2 separate regions of the Mus musculus genome follow, and region 2 is linked to region 1. Evidence: chromatin loops called from intact Hi-C (ENCODE). Cell type or tissue: left cerebral cortex. All regions are shown on one strand. Links, peaks and the distances in the headings refer to the core of each region. The heading gives the core; the rest is flanking DNA. Region 1 has its middle 44 kb from the start of Ubr2. Region 2 holds the start of Gm41589 (a long non-coding RNA gene).

What was found. Peaks named below come from ENCODE experiments on the same cell type or tissue, not always from the same donor. Only the 100,000 strongest peaks of a DNase experiment are listed, where the experiment ranks them.
Region 2: it touches region 1 in a loop (6-fold over the local background); 2 of 42 quality-filtered maps call a loop at or near these places.

The regions. Positions count from the first base shown.
Region 1 is chr17:47,048,976-47,060,479 of GRCm38, forward strand. No RefSeq gene overlaps it. Among named protein-coding and RNA genes, the nearest start is that of Ubr2, 44 kb to the left of the region's middle. In left cerebral cortex, for the core only: a CTCF peak has its summit at 9,203 (motif pointing right); DNase peaks (open chromatin) are centred at 2,382, 4,814 and 5,823; H3K4me3 peaks cover 433 bases.
Region 2 is chr17:47,134,695-47,146,198 of GRCm38, forward strand. Gm41589 (a long non-coding RNA gene) reads right to left here and starts at 5,005. Exons shown (of 3, transcript XR_876847.2): 1 at 4,554-5,005; 2 at 1,319-1,445; 3 at 680-1,182. It also overlaps a transcript of Trerf1 not described here. In left cerebral cortex, for the core only: a CTCF peak has its summit at 5,311; DNase peaks (open chromatin) are centred at 4,582, 4,855, 5,225, 5,806 and 5 more places; H3K4me3 peaks cover 5,318 bases; H3K27ac peaks cover 4,601 bases.

The DNA of each region.
Region 1 (11,504 bases), core at 1,355-9,354:
GTGGAGGAATGGAATGGCGAGTGCACAGTGGAGGGAGGTGATACTGGAAACAGGACAGCGCCGGGAATGGGAGGGTTAATCGTTGTGAGAGAAAGCTTTCGTGGACAGGAGAATGTGTCCTTGCTGAATAAGGCTGGCAGGGTAGCGTGCAGCAGCCTGGAGAGTGCGCAGACACAGCCTCCGAATACTGCCCAGCTGTGTGGCTGCCCTGGTTCTGAGCAACGGCAGGATGGACAAGATGAAGAACAGTTTATTTTCTAGATTTGACCTTCTTGAAAGACCTCTATGGTTCTTGCTGCCCCTAGAGGCCCCGTTGGTGTCCATGTTCCCCTGTATCAGGCCGTGTGGAAGCCCGAGGTTCATGTGGGTGTCTGTGGTCCTAACCACAGCTGCGGACCACACTGATGTCCATAGCTGTGCTACCACGGAAGGCCGTGTGATGTTTGTGCTGCTGCTGAGGGCCATGTCTGGTTCTGTGGTTCTGCTGAAGCTAGGAGAGCCATGTTGATGTCTGTAGTCTACGCTGCCAACCAGGGCTGAGTTACCACCTAATGTGTTTATACAAAGATAAAGAGGAGGGGGATATGTTCTATGGAGGTGTGGCCAGGTATGGGGGAAGGGGGTGCCTCAGCGGGCCCATACCAGGGCATCCCTTCCCCCAGAGGGATCAGCCACAGATGGTATAGTATAGAATAGAGTTTATTCAGGGCCTGGGGGGCGGAGTTAAGGGGGTAGTGGAGGCAGAGAAAGGAGAGAGAGAAGGGAGGGGGAGGGGATGGGAGGGGAGGGGAGGGGAGGGGAGGAAAAGGAAGGGCCCGGCCGGCCATGAGCATGGGGGGGGGGGGGGGAAGAGAATGGGGAAAGAGGAGGGAAGGGAAGCTGAGAAAGAGCAAGAGAGGAACAAGAGACCAAGAGGGCAAGAAAATGAGGAGGGGGCAAGCAGCCCCTTTTATATTGAGTCGGGCCTGCCTGGCCATTGCCAGGTAACTGTGGAGTGGAGCTTAGACAGAATGCTAATACCCCGAAGGCCATGCAGGGGTCTGTGGTCCTTGCTGCTGTTTGAAGCCATGATGACCATGACCTGTGCTGCAGCAGGGGGCTATGTCTGAGGTCTGTACTTCCAACAGAGACCATCCCGAGTCTGGCACATGCTGACCCTAAAGACCACCCGGACACTGAGCGGTCTTGAGGACCAAAATGTGTCTTACAAGCACACTGAATGAACTGCAATATCCTCACCACACTGGAGTTTGGCAGAGGCGTGGGATCAGGGCCTCCACTCCAGACTTCCTGAACTAGAATCTTTGTGGTGATTAGGTCTCCACAGGGTTGGTGTACATGGTAACTTGGGAGACTCATTGTTCAAGAACATGGTTCTTGTATTGGGCATGGATTGTCTGGAGGGTAAAAGAAAATCTCAAGAGCTCAGGTGCACCCAGGCCAATTAAACTCCAGTCTCCAGGAGGTGGGCCTGGTGTTCTACATGGCCAAACCCCCAGGAGATTGTGACAAATGGCCACAGGGTATGCGTGTGTGTGTGTGTGTGTGTGTGTGTGTGTGTGTGTGTGTGTCCATGTCCAGAGGACAGCCTCTGGGATTCTTTCCAACGCTCAACTCACCTTAAACAGTTTGTTTGTTTGTTTGTTTGCTTGTTTTATTTTTATTTTATTTTTATTATTATTTTTTATTTTTTATTTTTCTAGACAAGCTATCTCTGTACAGTCCAGGTGTCCTGGAATTCAGGGATCTACCTTCATGTAGCTGCCATGTTGGCGAGCCTTCATGGCTGTAGCCCCTCTGACATTTCTAGGACACACAATCTCACAGCAAACTTCCTGTTCCTCTAACAACTTTCCTGCTCCTCTTTCACAACAATCCCCAAGCCTTAGGTGTAGGAGCTGTGTTGTAGACAGATCAGTTGGTGCTGGGCACCTCCCTGCGCCCACAAACACTTGTTTTGTGGTTTTCTATAATGGCCTCTGTCTGTTGCACAGAGATGTTTTTAAAAAACCCCTATGACTAGCTTTTTAAAAATGTGGGTTTGAGGGGCTGGACATAGACATTAAGAGCACTTGTTTCTGTTACGGAAGACCTGGGTTTGATGATGTCCAGGGTCCACACGGTGGCTCACAACCATTCATATTTCCAGTTCTGGGAGATCCAATACATTCTTTTGACCTCTGTAGATGACGGGCATGCTCGTGACACACAGACATATCAACAGGCATAATACAGAACAAAACAAAACTAAATCGATCTAGCACCCACCATGGGTTATGGGAAGCAAACTTAGGTCTTCTGAGAGCAGAGGAGAGAATGCTTTTACAGATCTATCCACTGAGGGTTACTCAGGAAGGCACTTAAGATGAGTCGAAGAGCAAGGTGTGGGTGGCTCACACCTTCCATTCCAGCACTAGAAATCCTGAGGGAGGAGGATTGATTTGAGGGTGAGGCTATTCTGAGATAGATGCTAAGTTCCAGGCTGTCCAGGGCTACAGAGCAAGGCCTGAGATATATGCTAATGCAGGGCTACATAGCAAGGCCCTGCCTCAAAACAAAACAAAACAAAACAAAACAAAACATAAAGCTGGGTTTGAGAGTGCCCCTGTCTCCTGTAGCCTACTGGACCTCAAGGCTTCTGCTGACCACCGCAGCCCCCTGAGGACTTTGAAAAATCTCCAGGGTTAGTTGTGCACCTGTGCAGCTCAACCTGGATCTTTCCAGAAGCTCTGATTGAGGTGTACTCTAATGTTCTGTGGTGACTGAGGGCCACTGCTCCAGCCAGATGTGCCATCTTTTTTTCCCTGGGGACAAACTAGTTGTTTGGGAAAGCAAGTTAGGGCCTTTTAGAAAGCAGAGGTCCACTGGGAGGGGGCGGGGCACCTCCTAGCTTCTGTAATCCCAGCACTCAGAAGGCAGAGGTGGCTGAATCTTTGAGTTCAAGGCCAGCCTGTTCTATAGGGTGAGTTCCAGGACACCTAGGGATGTACAGACAAATCTTGTCTTGAAACAATACCACCACCAGAAGGAGGAGGAAGAGGAGGAGGAGGAGGAGGAGGAGGAGGAGGAGAAGGGGAGGAGGACGAGGAGGACTTGAGGGTGGTGCTACTGTTTAAATTATAAATTTTCATTTAAAAAGAGAAGTTGAAAGGATGTGGTGGTGCATGACTGTAATCTCAGAATTTGGGGCGTGTTGGTCAGAGGTTCAAGGTCATCCCTGGTTATATAATCCACTTTGGTTATGAGTCCCTGTCTCAAAAAGCACCAAAAAACCTCTCTCTCTCTCTCTCTCTCTCTCTCTCTCTCTCTCTCTAGCACTCAGTCATGCACACACATGCATTTGAGCACTCACTATCCCTTTAATTAAAGGACAAATTTTGTCAAACTTGCTATCCCAGGTCAATGAGCTCAGTTCTCTCACAGGGTTAAAGGCTGTCAATTTAGTCTCTTGACCACTAGGCAGACAGAACCTGTTTGAGGGAATGATAACCCTTAGTCCCCAGGAGAAATTGCTCATAGTGCAGGCAAATTGGGAAACCCAGCATGCACTACCATTTAAAAACTTTTATGTAAGAGTTAGATAGATCCTATGAGAACACCAGGGGACTTGATTTTTTACCCTCAATGAATCAACATTGGCCGAAGCTTTTTGGAGAAGGCAATATAATTACAGAAGGTATTCTGGGAATGGCCACTCTAACTCAGAAGCTCTGCTAAACCTGTTGGGCACGCAAAAGGGGTCCTTGTGGCAATCTTACCCTGTAGACCTCACTATGGTTCCTATTTTCAGATGAAAATGAACAGCTGGAGAAAGGAAAGAAAAGAGCTGAAAAAGAAAGCATTTGAATCCAGGCAACCAAACTCTAGAACCTGCTGTCTGTCTGTCTATCTATCTATCTATCTATCTATCTATCTATCTATCTATCTATCTATCAATTATCTATCTATCTATCTATCTATCTATCAATTATCTATCTATCTATCTATCTATCTATCTATCTATCTATCTATCTATCTATCTATAAACAGGGTCTCACTATTAGCTCTGGCTATCCTGGAATTCACTATGTAGACCTGACTGCCCTCAAACCTACCAAACCTGTCTCTGCCTCCCCAGTGCTGATATTAAAGATGTGTGCCACCATGCCAGGCTTCAGGATCTGCCTCTTAATCTCTAAATGTGTCAGCTAAAAATAAATTTAGGAGACATGGCTCTTAAGTCAAGGGCACCTCCTGCTCATGCAGGGGACAGCCAGAGTTTGGTTCCCAGCACCCACATGTGGCAACTCACAAAGTGCCTGTAATGCCAGCTCCAGGGGATCTGATGCTCTCCTTTGGTCTCTGGGGGCACCTGCATATACACAGGAACATGCACACTCACATACACATAAATAAAATAATAAATCTTCAAAAGAATAGATGTAGACACTGTCCTTTCAGTTATATTTATTGAAGGGAGGGCTAAGGCAAGTTCATAACTCAGAACCCAGTGAACCCTAGAGGGACTGTTGTACCCTTATTTTGACTGTCAGTTTAAGGAAACAGTATGTATCTTAGCTTCTTTTCCTGTTGCTGTTGTTAAATACTCTAACAAAAGCAACTTAAGGGAGAAAGGTTTACTCAGACTCACAGCTCAAGTTACAGACTGCCATGGAGCAGGAGGAGTGGGGGAAGCCAAGGCACCTGGAGCTCGGAGGAGCTGGCTGCATCCCATGCACAGCGGAGAAGCAGTGTGTGTGTATGCTGGCCACGACTTAGCTCACTGTTCTCCGCTCTGTGTAGTCCAGGATCCGCTGCCTAGGGAACACTCCCACCCATGGTTAGGAAGAGTCTTCTCACATTAACTCAATCAAGCCCGCCCTTGACAGGCATGGCCAGAATTCCATCTCCCAGATAAGACTAGGTTCTGGTGAGCTGGCATCTGATGCTGATATAGATACTATTTATTGAGGCGGAAAAAGTTTTCAGCAAATGTTATGTTAAAACAATATATTAAGGTGGGGTAGGGTGATGCAGGCTTCCAGAACTTGAGAGGTGGAGACAGAAGGATGAGGAGTTCAAGGTTAACTTCAGCTACTGTGCAAGTTTGAGGGCAGGCAGACCTATAGGAGACTGTGTTTCAACTAACTAAATAAGTATGTAACTAACCAACTAACTAACCAACTAACTAACAAACCAACTAACTAACCAACCAACCAACCAACTCAGTTAGAAAAGGCATTTAGCAAGCCAGGCATAATGTCACATGTTTGTAACCCTAGCTTGAGAGACAGACCGGAAGAGAGTTAAGGCCGATTAGTTGCATAGTGAGTTTGAGGCCAGACTGTATCACTTTGAGATCCTGTTTCAAGACAAAATGAAACAATCACACAAACAAACAAACAAACAAACAAGCAATCAAACAAACAAACAACCCCCACCCCACCCCGCCCACCATCCAAAAATGACATTTGGAGTCGAATGTGGTGATGCACGCCAGAATGCCAGCGTTTGGAAGGCTGAGCTGGGACGATCTCAGATGCCATGCCAGTCTGGTTGGCTAGTACTGTGGAACCCTTATACCTCACCCTTCCCAAAAGAAATCACACACAGTTGAACTTCCAGAGACAAAGTCAGTGGCTCCCTATGAGCGGGACAGAACACAGAAACGTCAACAGCCAGTTAAATCGAGAGCAATTGCAGGAACTTTTGCTTTCGTCGTTACATTTTTCTTCATGATCTAATTTTATCCCAATGCATATTGGGGGTAGTATTTTTTTTTAAAGAAATGCAAAGTTAGATATTTCAGGAAACGAAAGAACAATGCGCAGTCTGAACTGGCAGGAACCGGTGGGAGCCGCTTCTCTAGACTGCCCTGACACTAAAATTAGCACTGGCAGGCAGGCAGCTTAAGGAAAGGAGAACCAGGCTGGCTGTGTGTGATTTTTCACATGGTCTCATGAATGCCTTATTTATTTATTATTTATTTATGCGTCCATGAATGTGGCGGTCATAGGACAACTTGAGGGAGCCGGTTCTTTCTTTTCCACTCTGTGGGTCCTCAGAATCGAACTCAGGTTGTCAGGCTTGGTAGCAAGCACCTTTATCCACAGAACCATCTTGGTAGCCCTCTTTGAGGCTTTAGGACAGAGCCTCTTAGTGCATCTCTCCATTCCTAATTGTTCACTCTTGGAAACTCCAGAGCCGAGCGATACCCTGAGCCTTAGTCCCTAAGGAGATTTTCTGCTTGAAACCTGATTCTGGTTCCCAAGCCCGTGGTACCAGGACTCTATCTTGCCAGGCTGGGGGCTGGGTCTCTGCCCTACAGTGCCTCTCTGATTCCTGAAATCTGGAATCCCGGTCCATACCGGTCCTTCCAGTTCTTCAGTCTTGTCAAGTACCTCCACTCCTCTGCTAAAGCAGACTCCTTTCATTTCACATGCACTTGTGTATGTGCGGAGAGACATTCTTGTGCGCACAGAGTGCCCATGTGTAGGCCAGAGGCAGGTGTCAGGTACCCTCTTCAATTGCTTCTCCACCTTAAAAAAAATTTTTTTAAGATTTATTTTTATTATATGTAAGTACACTGTAGCTGTCTTCAGACACACCAGAAGAGGGAGTCAGATCTCATTATGGATGGTTGTGAGCCACCATGTGGTTGCTGGGATTTGAACTTTGGACCTTCAGAAGAGCAGTCGGGGGCTCTTACCCACTGAGCCATCTCACCGGCCCTTAAAAAATTTTAAATGCTTATTTATTCATTTATTTGGGGTGTGTGTGTGTGTGTGTGTGAGAGAGAGAGAGAGACAGAAAGAGAGAGAGAGAGCACAGGTGCAAACATACATACATACATACATACATACATACATACATACATACATACATGTTTGTAGACCTTGCATGCCACAGTGCACTAGGAGGCCAGAAGAGATTCCCCCATTGGGCTTCAGAGATTCAACTCATATTATCCCAGTTGGTGATGAACACCCTTATACACTGACCCATCCCACCAGCCTCTTACCTTATTATTCTTTCAGACAGAATCTTTAAATGAACCTGGGGCTCCCTGGCTAGCCTGGCTGGCCAGGGAGCCCCAGGGATCCTCCTGTCTCTGCCCAATCCCTGAGAGCCTGGAGCTATACCAGAGCCTTGGTTTTTATGTTTGTGACGAGAATCCGAACTCTGGTCCTCATGCCTGCATGGCATACACTTTCCAGAGCGAACCAACTCCCCAGTGCCTAATCCAACTTTTCTTCACGATTCTAGCACACCAGGGTTCCCTAGAGGACAATTCAGCACACACATCCACTCACAAGAGCATCGACTGTGACTCCACACACAGCCCGGCATCCCTGTGTGAACTGCACATGTCTCCCACACAGTCCGAAGAACCTGACAGCCACAGTGACTCCTTGGTCCCGTTTGCTTTGGACATCTCCCAGTTTAGTCTGAAAGTCCCACATCCAGAAAAACGATTTAGTTTTGGCAAGATGTAGGGCAGCTGAACTTGGTGGTATGTTTTTGTCACCCTAGCTGCTTGGGAGACTGAGACAAGATGATCACGTGAGCCTAGGAATCTGAGAGTGGCTTGGATGGCACAGTGTGGCCTTCTGGTGGCTTTAATGAGACCCCCCCCCCCCGACCCATGTATCTAAATACTTGGTTCTCTATTGGTGGAGGGAACTTTGGGAGGTGGAGCCTTGCAGAAGGAAGTACGTCATTGGGGGAGGGCTTGGAGAATTTATAGCCTCACTCCACTTCCTGCTTGCTCTTTCGGCTTCCAGTGTGCGATTAGGATGCGGTCTCAGGCTCCTCCCTCTCCATGCCATCCCCACCATTATGGGCATGGAGCTCTCTGGAACTCCTGGAAGCTTGAGGCAGGAGAAACTCTTCCATGAGTTGCCTTTGGTCATAGTATTTTATCCCAGCAACAGAAAAGTAACGGATACTGACCAACCCCATTACAAAACAAAAGACAAACCAAAGGCAAAGTCTAGCCTGGTGGCTCACACTCAGGAGGCTGAGGAGGGAGGTCAGGAATCTAACGCCAGCTAGGCAGCGCTGTAAGATGCTCTCAGAAACAATGAAACGGTGTGTGTGTGTGTGTGTGTGCGCAGGGGGTGGTGTTTGACAGAAAAATTGGAAGACTTTCAGATTACAGAACACTTACCCCCACATAAAACTTTTTGTTGTTGTTGTTGTTGTTTTTAAATCGCTATTGCTAGATAAGTCTGTGAAACTCCTAATGCACGATTGGCCAGCAGCATCATAATAAAGAAACAACCCTCACAATTTTGAGGTGCAAAATGTGGCTCTTGCTACTTCAATACTCAAAAAAAATGAACTCACATATCGACACCGGAAAGGAAGGAAAAAGAACCTATGATGAAGTTGAAACTAAAAAAACAAATTAGCTTTATATCCTCTTTCAGGACCCATGTGTGGGCAAACAGACCTGTAAATATTTATGTGATGTTCTTTTGAAAAGATCTTTCTAAATATAACACAAAAGGTAGATAGCATAGGGGTAAAAATAGGTTAACTTGGTGACTACTGAAAAAGTCCACTTGTGGGGGCTGGAGAGACAGCTCAGAGGTTAAGAGCACTGACTACTTTTCCAAAGGCCCTGAGTTCAATTCCCAGCAAATACATGGTAGCTCACAACCACCTGTAATGGAACCCAATGTCCTCTTCTGGTGTGTCTGAGGACAGTGTACTCATATAATAGATAATTATTTCTTTTAAAGTCCACTTGTAAGCCAGGCATGGTGGCGCACACCTTTTATCCCAGCACTCGGGAGGCAGAGGCAGGCAGATTTCTGAGTTCGAGGCCAGCCTGGTCTACAAAGTGAGTTCCAGGACAACCAGGACTATACAGAGAAACCCTGTCTTGAAAAAAAAAAGTCCACTTGTAAGTCTCTTAAGATGAGACACTTGGGGGAAACCTTTGATGCTTGTATGACACATATTTGTTTAGAGGAAGTCTTATAGGTCTTGACAAAAGCAGACATTGGGACAAGCAGTCTGTTGTAGAAGGGCAAACGACAGCAGATACATGAAAAATCCTATGTTTTGAGTGGGCAAATAGAAGCAAATTAACAAAAAAAAAAAAGCTCTGCTCCTTTAAAAGTGGGTTAAGTGCTAATTTATGTGTATGGGTGCTTTGCCTGCATGTATGTATATCCGCCAAATGTGTGCAGTCCCCAAGGAGGCCAGCAGATGGCACCAAATTTTCCGGAGCTGCAGTTATGGAGGATTGTGAACCACCATATGGGTGCTGGGGATGAACCCAGATTGTGCTTGAAGAAGAACCAGTCTTAACCATTGAGCCATCTCTCCAGGCTCCCCTGACCCCTAAGTTTAATGTAAGCAATAATGTCCTATAGCAGCAGGAGTAGCCGGAGTCTTTCTGTAAGGCTGGCTGTCATTGGAAACAGGATCTTATCAATGTACACAGTTTCTGATCCAATAGATTTTGCTGAAATTACATGGAAATGTGCTTTAGGGGAAAGATCAGAGATCTGTGCAAATGTCTTTCTCTCTCTAATAATGTCCAGAGGCATTTTAGTTAGTATAATTAAAAGGAAGAACGAATCAAACACTTAGCTCTAGAGAACCAGCTACATAAATTATAGCAACCTGTGTTAGTAGTGGCTATGGATTCTTCACACAAGTGCTGTAGAAGGATGTTCAATGATGTGAGAAGACACCTCGACAGTGTCTAATGATGTTAGGTGACAAGACTCACTAAAGTCTTTACAGTTAAACCCAGAGTTTATTCTCCTACAGCTTGATTTTCCATTAAAATTTTTTTTTTGCTTTTTTAACCTTAATGTGTAACACACATTTATTGGATTTCTATTAAAAATGACTAATAATTATGTTTGTTTTTAAAAGAGAACTTTCCGAGTGTGGGCTAATTTTTGAGTTGCGAGTGTATGTAATCAAGGAGGCCTGAAGAGGGCGCCATAGTCCCTGGGTCTGGAATTACAGTTGGTGGCTGCCCAGCACTGATGCTGGGAACTGAGCTCAGGTCCTCTGTAAGAACAGCAAGCACTCGTAACCGCTGAGCCCTGCCAGCAGCCTCTGGGCCATGGTTTTTGAGACTACTGAACCACAGTGATATTCATATCCTACGATATTTACTTCTGTAATACATGAATTTTTGCATTTCAGGTCAGTAAACCAGGTCAGTTTCCTACTCAAAAGGGTGCAGTATTGTTAAAAGGGTTAAACCTGGGGAGATGCCTCAATCAGTAATATGTCCGCTGTGTAACCACGAGGACCCAAGTTCAGATCCCCAGCACCCAAGTGAAAGCTGGAGGTTCATCTCTAACCCCAGCACTGGGTATGGGGGAGGGGAGCAAAGCTGAGTGGATTCCAGGGCCGCAGTGCCGTGCCAGTCTAGCTGAGTGGCTAGCTCCAGACTCACTGGAGAGACAGATTCAAAACTATGGCAGACAGCTATAGAGGAAGACGTTTGGCATTGACCTCCAAATGTGTACCCAGGGGCTAGCACAAGCATATACACAGTACACACAGACTTGCTTGTAATTACAGCACGCAGAAGGTATTGGTAAGAGGACCAGAAGTTGATGGTCATGTTTGGTTTCATAGGGCGTTCAAGGCCAGCCTGGGCTATAAGAGACACTGTCTAAAAAAGCACATGCAGGTGCCGGAGAAATGTGTCAGGTGTTAAGAGCACTTGCTGCATTTCCAGAGGACCAGAGTTTGGTTCCCAGCATATCAAGAGGGGAGGAGGGTACAGGGTGGAGGGGAGGAGGGTGGAGGAGTAAAGAAGGGAGAGGAGGAGAGTGGAGGGAAGGAGAAGGGAAGAGAGGGGAGGGGAGGGGAGGAGAAGCAAGAAGATGAGAACGGGGAGGGGAGTGCCTGTACCCACCCACCTATCCTGAGTGTTCTGCCCTTAGCCTCTAGCCCTTAGACATCTGTTCTTAGAAGGCTTTGGCTGCCGAAGGAAGCACACAGACAACCCCTCTCTCAGAGGCTCTGGCTGCTTGCTTTGGTTTCCTTCCTCCCAGGTTGACAGCTGCTCTGCCTCGGGCTTTGGGGCTGGTTCAGATCAGTTTCCTGGGCCTGTTGACGTGGAAATACAGGCCAGAGGTTAAACCAAACTGGCCAGTCTGGTCCAGTTCAGGCTCGCGCTCTTGCCAAGACCACAAATGTTGCACTGGCTAAAGCTGATCACGTGGCTGAACCTAAAATAAATAAATACAGAAGATGTTTACATTCCTCGAACTCTCGTGGCAAATCGTTATGTGGGGCGGGAGGGGGGACGGGAGAGAGAGAGAGAGGGAGCGGCAACAATAATTCCTTCTAGGAAGAACATCTAGTAGCAGCAGCCAAAGGGAGTTCTCCAAGCAGTTTGGAGAGCTCAGCCTGCAGGGTCCGCATCAGAGAACGGGAGGAAGAAAGCGCTGGAGAGAAAGAAATTGGGACAAGCTCAGGAGCTAATGTTTTTGAGTTTGGACAGTGACTGGTCCATAAAAAGTACAACCAAAGCATTG
Region 2 (11,504 bases), core at 1,854-9,853, 86 kb after region 1:
GTCACCTTGTAAGTACAAGGGGGAATCTGTGTGTGATCCCCAAACCCCACTGTAGTGCCCCAAAAGTGGAGGCATGCTTGGAACCCCAGAGCTGAGGAGGCTGAGGCAGTTGTACAGTACCACTGAGCCGTACTCTAGATCAGTGGAAGACTGTCTCAAAACCCAAGAGGGATGGTGCCTGAAGCCAGCCACTTTGAGGCTATTTTCTGCCCTCCACGTGGATCTGTGCATGTATGCACCACTCATACATACATACATACCTGCACACACAAACACGCACAAGCATGGAGACAACCAAAGAAAAGCATTATGTGACCCGGGCGGTGGTGGCGCATGCCTTTAATCCCAGCACTCGGGAGGCAGAGGCAGGCGGATTTCTGAGTTTGAGGCCAGCCTGGTCTACAGAGTGAGTTCCAGGACAGCCAGGGCTAGACAGAGAAACCCTGTCTCAGGAAAACAAACAAACCAAAGGGGCCAAAGAGTTGGCTCCATGGTTAAAAGCACTGGTTGCTCTTCCAGAGGATCCCAGTTCAGGTCCCAGCACCCACATGACGGCTCACAATCATCTGTATCTCCAGCCCCTTCGGGATCCGGCCTCCATGGGTACCAGGAATGTCTATAATGCGCACACACCAGGAATGTCTATAATGCACACACACATATGCAGGCAAACCACCAATGCACATATATTTTTTTTAATTAAACTTAATTAAAAAATAATTCCAGCTGTTTAACTTCAGAACACAAAAAAATGTCTCCCAGTACAATCCACCAAAGATGACCGGGTCTAAAACATTTCCTTTGGTTACAAATTGGCTGCACTTCTATTTTTCATGCAGTTCCGATCTGTCTCTGAGATAGGCAAAGAGCCCGAGTGGCCTCAGAAGTGAACTTTCCCTTTGGAAAGCCAACTCTCGGGACACTGTGTGTCTTCTTCCATCCCAGGCTGGGGAGAGGGGAGAAGCTGTGTGGAGGAGACCAGGACATTGGCTGCATCTGTGGACGTGGTGTTCCTTCTCAGGCTTCTAGAATTTTCCCCACTTTGCAAAGAATTGACAAGGGTGGAGTTCAGGGAAAAGGACTGGTGTTCAGGTTGATCTGGCGGGAAATCGGTGAACGTCTCATAAAGCTCTCTCAGCTTCCATTTCAGTTTGCATCTGTCAGCTGAGGGTGGCAGTAATTCTAAGGGCAGAGTAAATAGTCTGTATTTAGTACTTAGCACACAGGCAGAGCTGGCCAAGGGATCTGGGGAGGTGGGTGAGTTGGTGAAGCAGTTGTGTGCAAGCATGAGGACCTGAGTTCAGATCCCAGTACCCACCTGAAGTTCTGAGTCTGGTGGTGTGCGCCTGTAATGCCAGCCCGGGGAGGTGAAGATGGGAGGGGCCCTGGGGTTTGCTGATCATCTCATTTAACTCATCTGTGAGCTCTAGGTTCACTGGGTGACTCTGTCCCCAAAAATAAGGCGAAGAGAGATTGTTACAAATCCCTAACATTCATATGGATGTGTTTGCACATGTTTGTACAACCAGCACACATCCAGAAGGACATGTGTATACACACACACACACACACACACACACACACACACACACACACACACAGAGAGAGAGAGAGAGAGAGAGAGAGAGAGAGAGAGAGAGAGAGAGAGAGAGAGTGTGTGTGTGTGTTAGTGGTTATTAGTGCAGAGGAAAAAAAAAGTCCACAACTGGTTAATCATTTTCAAATGTAAGATGCTCAGGCAACCATTTAACCTGTATGAGGCTAAACATTTGAGAAGAATAGGACTTTGTGTGTGTGTCTATGGTGTGTGTTTGTATGTCTGTAGTGTGTGGTGTGTATGTGTGTGTGTGGTGTGTGTGTGTGTGTGTGTGTGTGTATGGTGTGTGTGTATGTGTGTGTGTGTGTGTGTGTGTGTGTGTGTGTGTGTGTGTGTGTGGTGTCTGTGTGTGGGTATGTAGGGTGGTGGCTCTGCCAAGGCTGGAAAAGGAGCACTGGTTATAAAGACTGAAATAGGTGTCCAAAGAGTGTTGCACGGCCTCCGCTGGAAGACAGCTAGGCATATCTTCCACCTGTGAATTTTCTTGCTTCTGCTCAGGGAAAACAGAGTGGATGGGGACAGTGTGAGGAAGAGACTTTCTGGTTGTTCATTTGAACTTGGCACCATGGAAATGAATTAAGCCTAAGAAAGAGGAGGAAGAGAAGGAGGAGGAGAAGGGGGAGGAAGAGGAAGAGGAAGAGGAGAAATAATTACATTTAAGCAAGTTTTACCATGAGGACTAGTGCTGAGAATTGACAATCAAGACCTAACAGCTTTGACAAAACTTCCACTAATGTACAGTGGTCAACGGCTTCAATCTCCAGAGGGCAGGCTGTACCCAGCTCAATTCAGTTTAAAGACCTGATATTTTGATAGTAGCCATCTTCTCTCTGACTCTCTCTGTCTTTTCATTTTGTTTTTATTTTATATGTATGGATGTTTTGCCTCCATGCATGTCAGTGCACCACACGTGGGCAGAGCCGTGGAGATCAGAAGAGGGTGTTGGGTACCCGGGACAGGAGTTACAGATGGTTCTAGAACACCACCTGGGTGCTGGGAATTGAGCCCAGGTCTCTGAAAGGGCATCAATGCTCTTAACCCATGAGCCATCTCTCCCACCCTTTGAGTCATTAAAAAAAAAAATCCTATCAGGGTGTGGTGGCATATGCTTTTAATCCCAGCACTTGAGAGGCATAGGAAGTGGATTTCTGTGAATTCCAGGACAGTCTGGGCTGCACAGAAAATTTCAGGCTAGCCAGGGTTACATAGTATTACCCTGTCACCAACCAACCAACCAACCAACCAACCAACCAACCACAACTTGAGTATATGGTAATACAGATTGAGTTTCATTGCAGAGCTGTGCCGAAACCGTCAGAAAGTCACAGTGCTTGTAGGGGGTCAGGTATGTCACTCAGCAGATCGCCTTTAAAAGTTGATTTCCTTGATCAAGACCAGTGAGCTGGCTCAGTCAGTAAAGGTACCTTCCACCAAGACTCATGACTCGAGTTCAGTCCCTGGATCCCACTTGGTGGAAGATGAGAACCATTTGCAAACAAGTGGTCCTCTGACCTCCATGTTCCAACCATACACACATAAAACAAATAAAAGTCTTTTTTTTTTAAAAATGATTTCATTGTGGTCTTTCTATTATCTTTATTGGTGTTTTCCAATCATTTGGGCCAAAGATAATTTTGCTTAAATAATTTCAGATTCTGGGAACATAATTTTCTCCTGTGTGTGTGTATGTGTGTGTGTGTGAGGGAGGGAGAGAGAGAGAGACAGAGAGAGAGAGAGAGAGAGAGAGAGAGAGAGAGAGAGAGAGAGAGAGAGAGAGATTGAGTTTGCTCTAGATCTTCTGGGCTAACTCTCTTCAGGGACACTCTCTGCTCCCGGTGAACTTGTGGACCAAGTAAGAAAGCGTGGTGTGTTGAAAGCGTGGTCTTTTAAGGTGGCTGTGTAGTTGCATGAAGCAAATCCACAGCCTTCTGCAGCCTGTGGTCTAGGAGCCCCGGCAAACCTGGGTGGTAAAGGTCTGTATTATGACCCGGGGCCAGTTACTTAACTCTGCAGCCTGGAACTCCTTATCTGTTAGGGTTTCTTATCTGCCCCAGGGAGGAGCTTTTGTTTGGAGACCTTTTGTCTCTTGGTGCTCTGTGGGTGTGAGTGTTGACCTTTGGAGGTGGAGAGACTCAGGTTTGTAGGAAAGGCAGGGCGATGCTTTCTCCATGGTCTCTAGAGGAATCCAAGCCAACTCGCTCAGGGAACCGTCAGGCCCTGGGGCAGTGGTGGCTCTCAAGCTTAGCAAAGGGCCTTCCTTAGGGCCAGTTCCGTGATAGCCTGGCTGCTAGAAGGTCTGGAGAAAGGCCCGCCAATCCCAGGGAGTCAGAGATGAAGGTGTAACTTCTAGAAGGGTTCTTGGAGATAGGGGAAGTGGACTGGAACACTGAAGGTCTAGTAAAATCAGGTAGGTGAATGGTTAGGGAGGCCACCCCCCTCTGGAACAGAGCAGTGGCAAGGCTCTGACTGAAGGAAGAGAGGGCTGCAGAGATGAACTACGCCCCCCACCCCACCCCACTCCCCGCGCAAGGCGGGTGGGGTTGCTTCAGAACCAGGAGGGACTTGCAGGGTTTAAAAGGTTACGGTAAGCTGCAGTGTGGGACACTAGTGTCTTAGTAAGGGCGGCAGTCTTAATGGAAGCAGAGGATTGGCAAGGTAAGGGTGAGCAAGCTTTGCTCCTCTTCGCTGTCCTTGGCTCTTTGCTTAGTCGAAAGGACCGGGTCCCGGGCCAGAGGGTCACTGAGAGAAAATAGACCCAAGCCTCTTTCTGTTTCTTTCAGAGGGTCTTCCTGGTTCAGGTGTTTTAGAATTTATAGGATTAGATGAGAGGGCTTTCCAGTGCTGAAGATGGAGAACCGTTACCCCTCCAAACACACCCACCCACCTACCCACCCACGCACGCGCGCGCGCGCGCGCGCACACACACACACACACACACACACACGCGTATACACACCACCTCCGCGGCTTTTGGCAGCAGCCTCTTCAACCCATGACCTCATGCTTTAAGCTTCCATATAGTTTTTCTCCCGCCCTGTCCACACCCGGAGCCCAAGTGGGGGTGGGATGGGTCAGGGACAGTGGCTTATCTCGCGCCAGATTTGAGGAGAAAAGGGCACACGATTCCTCCACACAGGGGAGGGAAAGGATGGTGTAACTTTTCCTCGTGGGGAAAAAAAAAACCCTCGTTGTCCTACAGATCCTCCAACACTGAAGTCTAGATCTCCGCGCCGGGTGGCTGTTTTAGTTGAACTATCTTTGGTGCACGTTTCCTCAGACTAGAAAAGAAGTACGGAGATGGTTGGAGATGCCGGGGATGTTGGCCTAAGGTCGTGGCACCTGGACTGATCTGCAGTCCCAGGACGAGGTCTTGTTCAGATCCCTTTCCATTTCCGAGGCCAGCCAGCGGCCCCCCCCCCCCCCCCCGCCCCAGGGGGGATCGAACCCTTGGCTAGCCTGCCAGCCGGCGCCCTGCCCCCTTGCTCGCAGCTGCTCTCCGTTTGGGTGCAGCGGTTTTCCCCCGCAGAGCAGGAGGAGGAGACAAACCCAAGGAGGGGGAGCGACTTCAGGGCTCGGGTTTCTGCAACCAATGCCGAGCAGCCCCGGGCGGCCCCCCGGCGGCGGGCCCTCCTCCCCGGCACCACGTTCCACAGTCATGGCGCACGGCGAGGGGCGGACGCAGGGCCGCACCCGCGCCCCCTCCTCTCCTCCCTCCCTCCTGCCCGCCTCTCTCCTAGGCAACATCCCTCCCAGACCCAGCGGAGATGGAGACCGCTCCCCGCCCCCAAGGGGCAGAGGATGGAGGCGCGAGCTTCTCCAGAACCCTCAGATCCCTTCCTGGGAGCACCCCCAGGCCCTAGAAAGACCGGGGGATGCGGTGGTGTTGGTGAGGGTTCGAGGCACAGTCCTTTTTGCAGCCTGCCTGGATCTTGGTATCTTTGCAAATCCTTAAATAAACAACAATAAAAATCTCCCAGCCCGAGTCGTTAGATTTGCAACGCGCCTTTTACAATAACCGCGACTGCGACGCAGGAAGCAATCCTGCAATGGGTCCGGAGTGGGAAGGCGGCAGCTTCCCGGCCACCAAGCTGCTCTCCCACCCCTCCCACTCCAAGGGGGCCTCGAGTCCCCCACCCCCTCCGGGGATCCGAGTCTCTGCTACACTCCGGGGACTGACAGGTCCTAGGCTCGTGGTCCCATCCTCTCCAGTTCAGAGACTCGCCAGCTTACAAAAGGTGCAAGCTCACGTATACACTACGCGGAGCGCGGAAAAGAAGAAAAAAAAAAAGTCGTCCGTGCACCGGCTAGGGGAAGGCTGCGAACAATGCACCGGGCGGCCCGCGCCTGCCGGAGCGCGGCGCCCCGGGGGACAGGGGCGGCGGGCGGGGGCCGCGGCGGAGAACCCGCCGCGCTGGACACCTTACTTCCTGCTTCCCCGCCCGCCGCCAGCCCCAGCTCTGCGGAGGGATATCTCTCCCCTCCTCTGTCCCTCTCCCTCTTTTACCCGCCTGTCTGCCCCCCTTTTCTGACCCCCCCCCCCACTCCACCCCGCCTTTCTCCTTTTGCAAGAAAATAATTTGACAGTCGATTTGCTGACAGGGGAGGAATTTGCATCCTGGATTTAAAAAAAAAAAAAAAAAAAGGCCGAGAGGAGCTTAGGAACGGTTGCTAGGGGTGGGTGATGGGTGAAAAGGGGTGGGTTGGGGTGCTGGGGAGCGGATCCGGAGGGCTCGGGGAGGGGGCCATGCAAAAAGGTAAGGCCAGGTTAGCGCTGCTCGGCCCTGAGTGGGCTGCGGCCGGGGGAGGGGCGAGAGATACATATGTATTTCTGTCTCCCCAGCACACCCCCTTCCCTCTATGCGATGGCTGAGAGGCGGTGCATGCAGATGGGGAGTAAGTTTCCTGGAGGGGAGGAGGGTGGATGCACGCGCGCAGCCCGGCGCTGCAAATTTCCACCGGGGAGGGAGAGAGTGGCTGGATGCGGAGAGTTTGGAGTTGGAGGGCAAGGAAGGGAGCAGGGCCTGGGGGAGGGGGGAAAGAGGGGTGCTATTGGTGCTGTATCTGGGAGTAAGTTTCCAAGGACGAGAGAGCCTGCACGCTTGCTTGCTAGCTAGTAAGTTTCTGGCCGGGGAGGGCGCGTGAGGAGGAGGGGGGTGTGCATGTATATAGAAGGGGGGAGGGGGGAGCAGATTTCCTGCGGGGAGGTTGAATACATATGGAGAGGAGATTTCCTGGAGGGAGGGTTGAGGCGTAGACCGGACCGAGTAAGTTTCTTGCTGGGGTGGTGGCTGAAGGTGGTGAGTTGGTGCTTTAGAAAGCCCTGAGCTTCCCACCCGGGACTCAGGGGGGAGGGGGCCGTGCTGTGGGAGGGAGGGGCGAGGGGCCAGGTTCCCTGCTTGGGGAGAGGGGCTTGCATCTGGGGAGTATGTTTCCTGGCGGAGCGATATTTGTTTACAGGCTGAGGGCAGTACTGTAAATGAGTAGCTGCGAGAAGGCGGCTGACATAAATTAATATTGAAATTATTCCATCAGCTCGGCTCGCCCCCCATCTCACCCCCCCAAGTGGAGATTGGTCGTCTTGTCGGATTGCCCAGGCACTTGTTGCCGAAACAGCCAAGGTAGGCGAAAAGCTTATTAAGTTTCATTTAAAAAAAAATAGTTGGGAGGAGGGATGCTCCGTAAGAAGATGGGGGTGGAGTGTGGAGGGAAGCCTGCGGGGGACACAGAAAGACAAGTCTCCCGAGGCCTCTTTACTTTCAGTACGTTAGCAGGGCCTTTTCCCTGCTCGCCTTCTTCCCTGTTCCCTCTCCGGGCTCATAGCATCCCAGCAAAGGGGGAGGGGTGAGGTGGGCGGTGTAACTGGCAAACCCCAGCTTAAAGGGTGTCGGTGGTGGGTTTGAAATTGAAGGTTGGTATATTATAAAGCCTCCATTCTTCCAGCCAAGAAACCGCAGGACCCTAGGGATGTGTCTTTTGGGGTTTTTGACATGATACATATGTGTATATATGGGAGTCTGCGGGCTCTGTGGGGGCTGGGTAGTCCCCAGAAGTAAGTGTGGCCACCCAGGTGGGAGAAGTGTATAAGCAGGCGAACTTGCCTCTTCACTCCCCAACTTCAGTCTGTGAGTCTGGGAAGTTACTGCTGGTGGGCTGAAGAAGCAGAAATTACAAACCAAAGCACGGTTTTACCCACGGAGGCAGGCTGACAGCACCTGGTAGGCAGCCTCTGGCCAGCGCCTGGCTGGAGCTTGCAGCCCGCCATCCTTGGGTTAAAGAAGAAAAAAAAATATGCCTTGGGGTTCCGGGCAGGTTAGAGTCAGCTTGCTGTCAAACTCCTCAGACAAATGTTGCTTTGGTAAGTGAAGTGTTTGTGTTGTAGTCAGTGCTTGGTCTTTCGTGGTCCTGGACTGTCTTGCTAAGTGTGTGGAAGTCATGCTTCAACATGACCAGTTCAGGCATGGCCCAAGACGTCAGCAGAGCATGCCTGGGAGAAGCAGTTTCCTTGGCCTTTTCCTCAGGCAGCCGAGGTGATTTAAAAAAAAAAAAGAAGAAGAAGAAGAAAAATAGAAAGAAAGAAAGAAAGAAAGAAAGAAAGAAAGAAAGAAAGAAAGAAAGAAAGGAGTTTTACATTGTCCCAGGCAGTGACAATCGTTTGCTTGCACCCTCGGTACTTCTCATTCAAGGAGTTCTGTGGGGAAGTGTGCTTTGTAGCCCACTCCGACAAGATGCTTGGAGGAGCCAGCACTTAGCTAGTTAAACCAGCAGTCTTTGCCTCTCCTTGCTCGCTTTCTTGGCTCGCAGCCTACTGGGTTCTGCAGATCCTTTAACTTTGATGGGTGCTGGTGTGGGGAGTTGAACTTGGCCAGGAGAATTTGAGCACCAGGGGGTCTGGCCAGGAACTGGTTAGTAGGGATATGGCATAACCACCCAACACCGAGGTTAACTAAAGTCGGTTAAGCTTTCCTGAGTTCTGTAAACAGGTTTTGAGTTTAGAAAGGGAAAATGGGTTAAAAAACAAAACAAAATAATAACACCACCACCACCACCACCACCCCCTTATGTTACTGATAAACAGTCCGTTTTTCCTTCTCTCCTTCCTCCCATCAGGCTTCAGGATCAAGGGATTAATATTTGGCAGATTGAGAGTTGAGTTAGTTCGAAATCTTAGTGCCACCTATCACATGTTCCCAACTAGGCATTAGCTAAACAAATTAGCTGTTATCTTTAACTGGGCTATTGGCTGAGTCTGATTGGGTGTATACGCTCAGAGAGTAAATAAGAATTCCTCATGTGTGTTTATTCCAGGGTGGAATTATTTACATGTCTAACCTGGGAGCCAAGAATGGGTTTTTTTTCCCCCTCTTAACATTTATTTTATTGTCTCGCTTTTGGCCATTAATCAAGTCACAGTAGCGCCCCCCCCCTCCGCCATTCAACTGAGAATGTTCTCGTGGTAATAAAGGCTTGAAGGCCCAAGAATCATAATTCATTCTTTTTATAATATTGTGACAATTGTCAGGATTTGATTTACAGGAATTGATACCCGGAGTGACACACCCCTTTGGGCCCCGCCCTTTCAGGCATGTCCATTTTCGCCAACTGATTGTTTAGAAGCTAGCCTGACATGTTGGGGGGGGGGGAGAGGAGGAGGGAGGGAAGGCGCCTTTGCCTTATGCATTATAGGCACAGAGAAGATTAATTTTGTAGGTTCCAGAATGAACGTGGGTCTTTTCACAGCTTGGTAAGCAGGCATCCACGTAGCAGGCATGTGCTAATATCAGAGAGCATTGACAGAAGCTTACTGTGGAAATAGTCAGTCTAGCAGCTGTGCAGAGAGCACTCTGTTAACCGGCCTGTGCCTGTGCTATTTGTTGAGTTCAGAGTTTAAATTATAAAGAGGGGAGAGAGGAGAGGGTGTTGTGTTCCGTGCCTCGTATATTAAAATGTGCAGACACGGAAAACAAAGCTTATTTAGAATTTTCTCTTTCTTTTTTGATGTATGGGTTTATCGTAAGAACACAAAGTATTGTTTTTCTCTCCCTAGGCAGGGTGGGGTGGTGCATAGAAGAATTTGCCAAGAGGCTGATAGGGTGAGAAGAGCTAAAATTGTTTATATTTAGTAGTTGGTTTGAGTTTGTGGGCATTTGTAACGTGACAGAACTTCTAAGGTGGCTGTATGCTCAAGGCAGGCCAAGGTGAATCTGAAAATGGATAGGGTACCAATTTTTAGCCGGTTCTGCATATGGGGGTTATTGTTATTATTTTTTTTTTAAAGGATAGCTCTTTGGGTTCCAGCTTTATTCTAGAGTCACGTGGAGTGAGAACCCAGAGCTCTTGACACTGTCTTCCTGGGCCAACGGCCAAATTGCTTCATGGACTCAGGGCGAGTTGATTAACTTCTGTTTTTTGTCTTCTCCTGGAGAAATGGATTTGTACGTTGGCATTCCACAAAGGCGCTTGAGCGGCCTGGCAACTGTGCCAACATGTAAAAGCCATTACTTAGGAAAGCCTGCTGTTGGTGTAGAGTCCCTCATTCATTTACATCTTATGGATTTTTTTAAAAATACTTTTAATTGTGTTTTTGTTCGTGAGTCTGCATGTGGGTATGTACACATGTGAGTGCAGATTCCTGCTGAGGCCAGAGGCGTGGGGTCTCCTGGAGCTGCAGTTATAGGCAGTGGTGACCCTCCTAGTGGGTGCTGGGAATGAAGTTCCGGTAGTCTGCCAGGAGCAAGCAGTTAAGTGCCCTTCACTACTGCTGAGCCACCTCTCCAGCCCTGTTGTAGATTTATTAAAAAAAAAAATCCTAATTATACGTGCTGCTGTAGAGGGAGCTTGTACTTTCAGGCACCCAAAATAATTTCAGTTCATCTTCGAAGTTTCCTCTCCAGCCAGCTGGCTGGATGATCTAATGCTGAGTCAAGCTTGAGGTTAGTTAAGCTGTTGTTCCCGGGCAGCAGGTAGCTTTGGGGAGGCGAAGTGGACCCTCAAAGCTTAGTGTGAACTTGCCTGATGAGCTCACATGTGGGCTATTGCAATTCGTGCGAGTGGTGATAGGGTCCTTACTGACTGACGGTGTATGGTGACTTCCGGGACCTGGACTGCCACTCTGGGCTTTTCGGGAGAAAGCTCTAGATGGTTTTATTGACTTTGGATATTGACCCAGAAAAAATAAGGATCCAGACAGGTGCTCCAGACCTGCCCTGGAGCCACACATTTCTGAACTCACGAAACTGTGTGGCTGAAACAGGGAAGAGGGCTGGAGTCCTCAGAGATCTTGTGGGAAGGCTACAATCTTAAAGGATCTTGTGGGTTAACCGTATTTTTAGATTTTCATATTGGAGAGTAACTGGTGAGGTTAAAATATAGTTGAGATTTTTCTCTTTATCCCCACCCTGTCCGGAAAGGGACTAAAACCCGCCGGATTGCAGTTACTGGTATGCTTATCCACTGATGGATATGGGCGTGCGTGCCTGCGTATATGCGTGCGTGCTTGCGCGCATGCGTGTGTGCATACGCAAGCCAGATGTCAGTGTTGCCTGTTTCCTCCTCAGGTGCCCTGTCACCTTATTTAACTTATTTATTCATTTGACTTTTATTTGTGTATATGTGTACCCCTGCGCATGCGTGGCGGTCTAGGGTAGCTTGTGGGAGCTGATTCTCTGCTTCCACTTTGTGGGTTCTGGAGGTCAAACTTAGGTTGACAGTCTCTGTGGCATATGCCCTTACCATGTGTCCCCACCTGTCCCAGGCCTCGGTCCGGCCCTTTTCACTTTAAATTTTGAAACGGAATTTCTCACTGAATCCGGAGCTCATTCATTCAGTGGCTGGCCAGTGAACTCCGGGACCCCATCCTCCTGTCTCTGCCTCCTTGTGCTCCACTATAGCCCCATGCCATCGTGTTTAT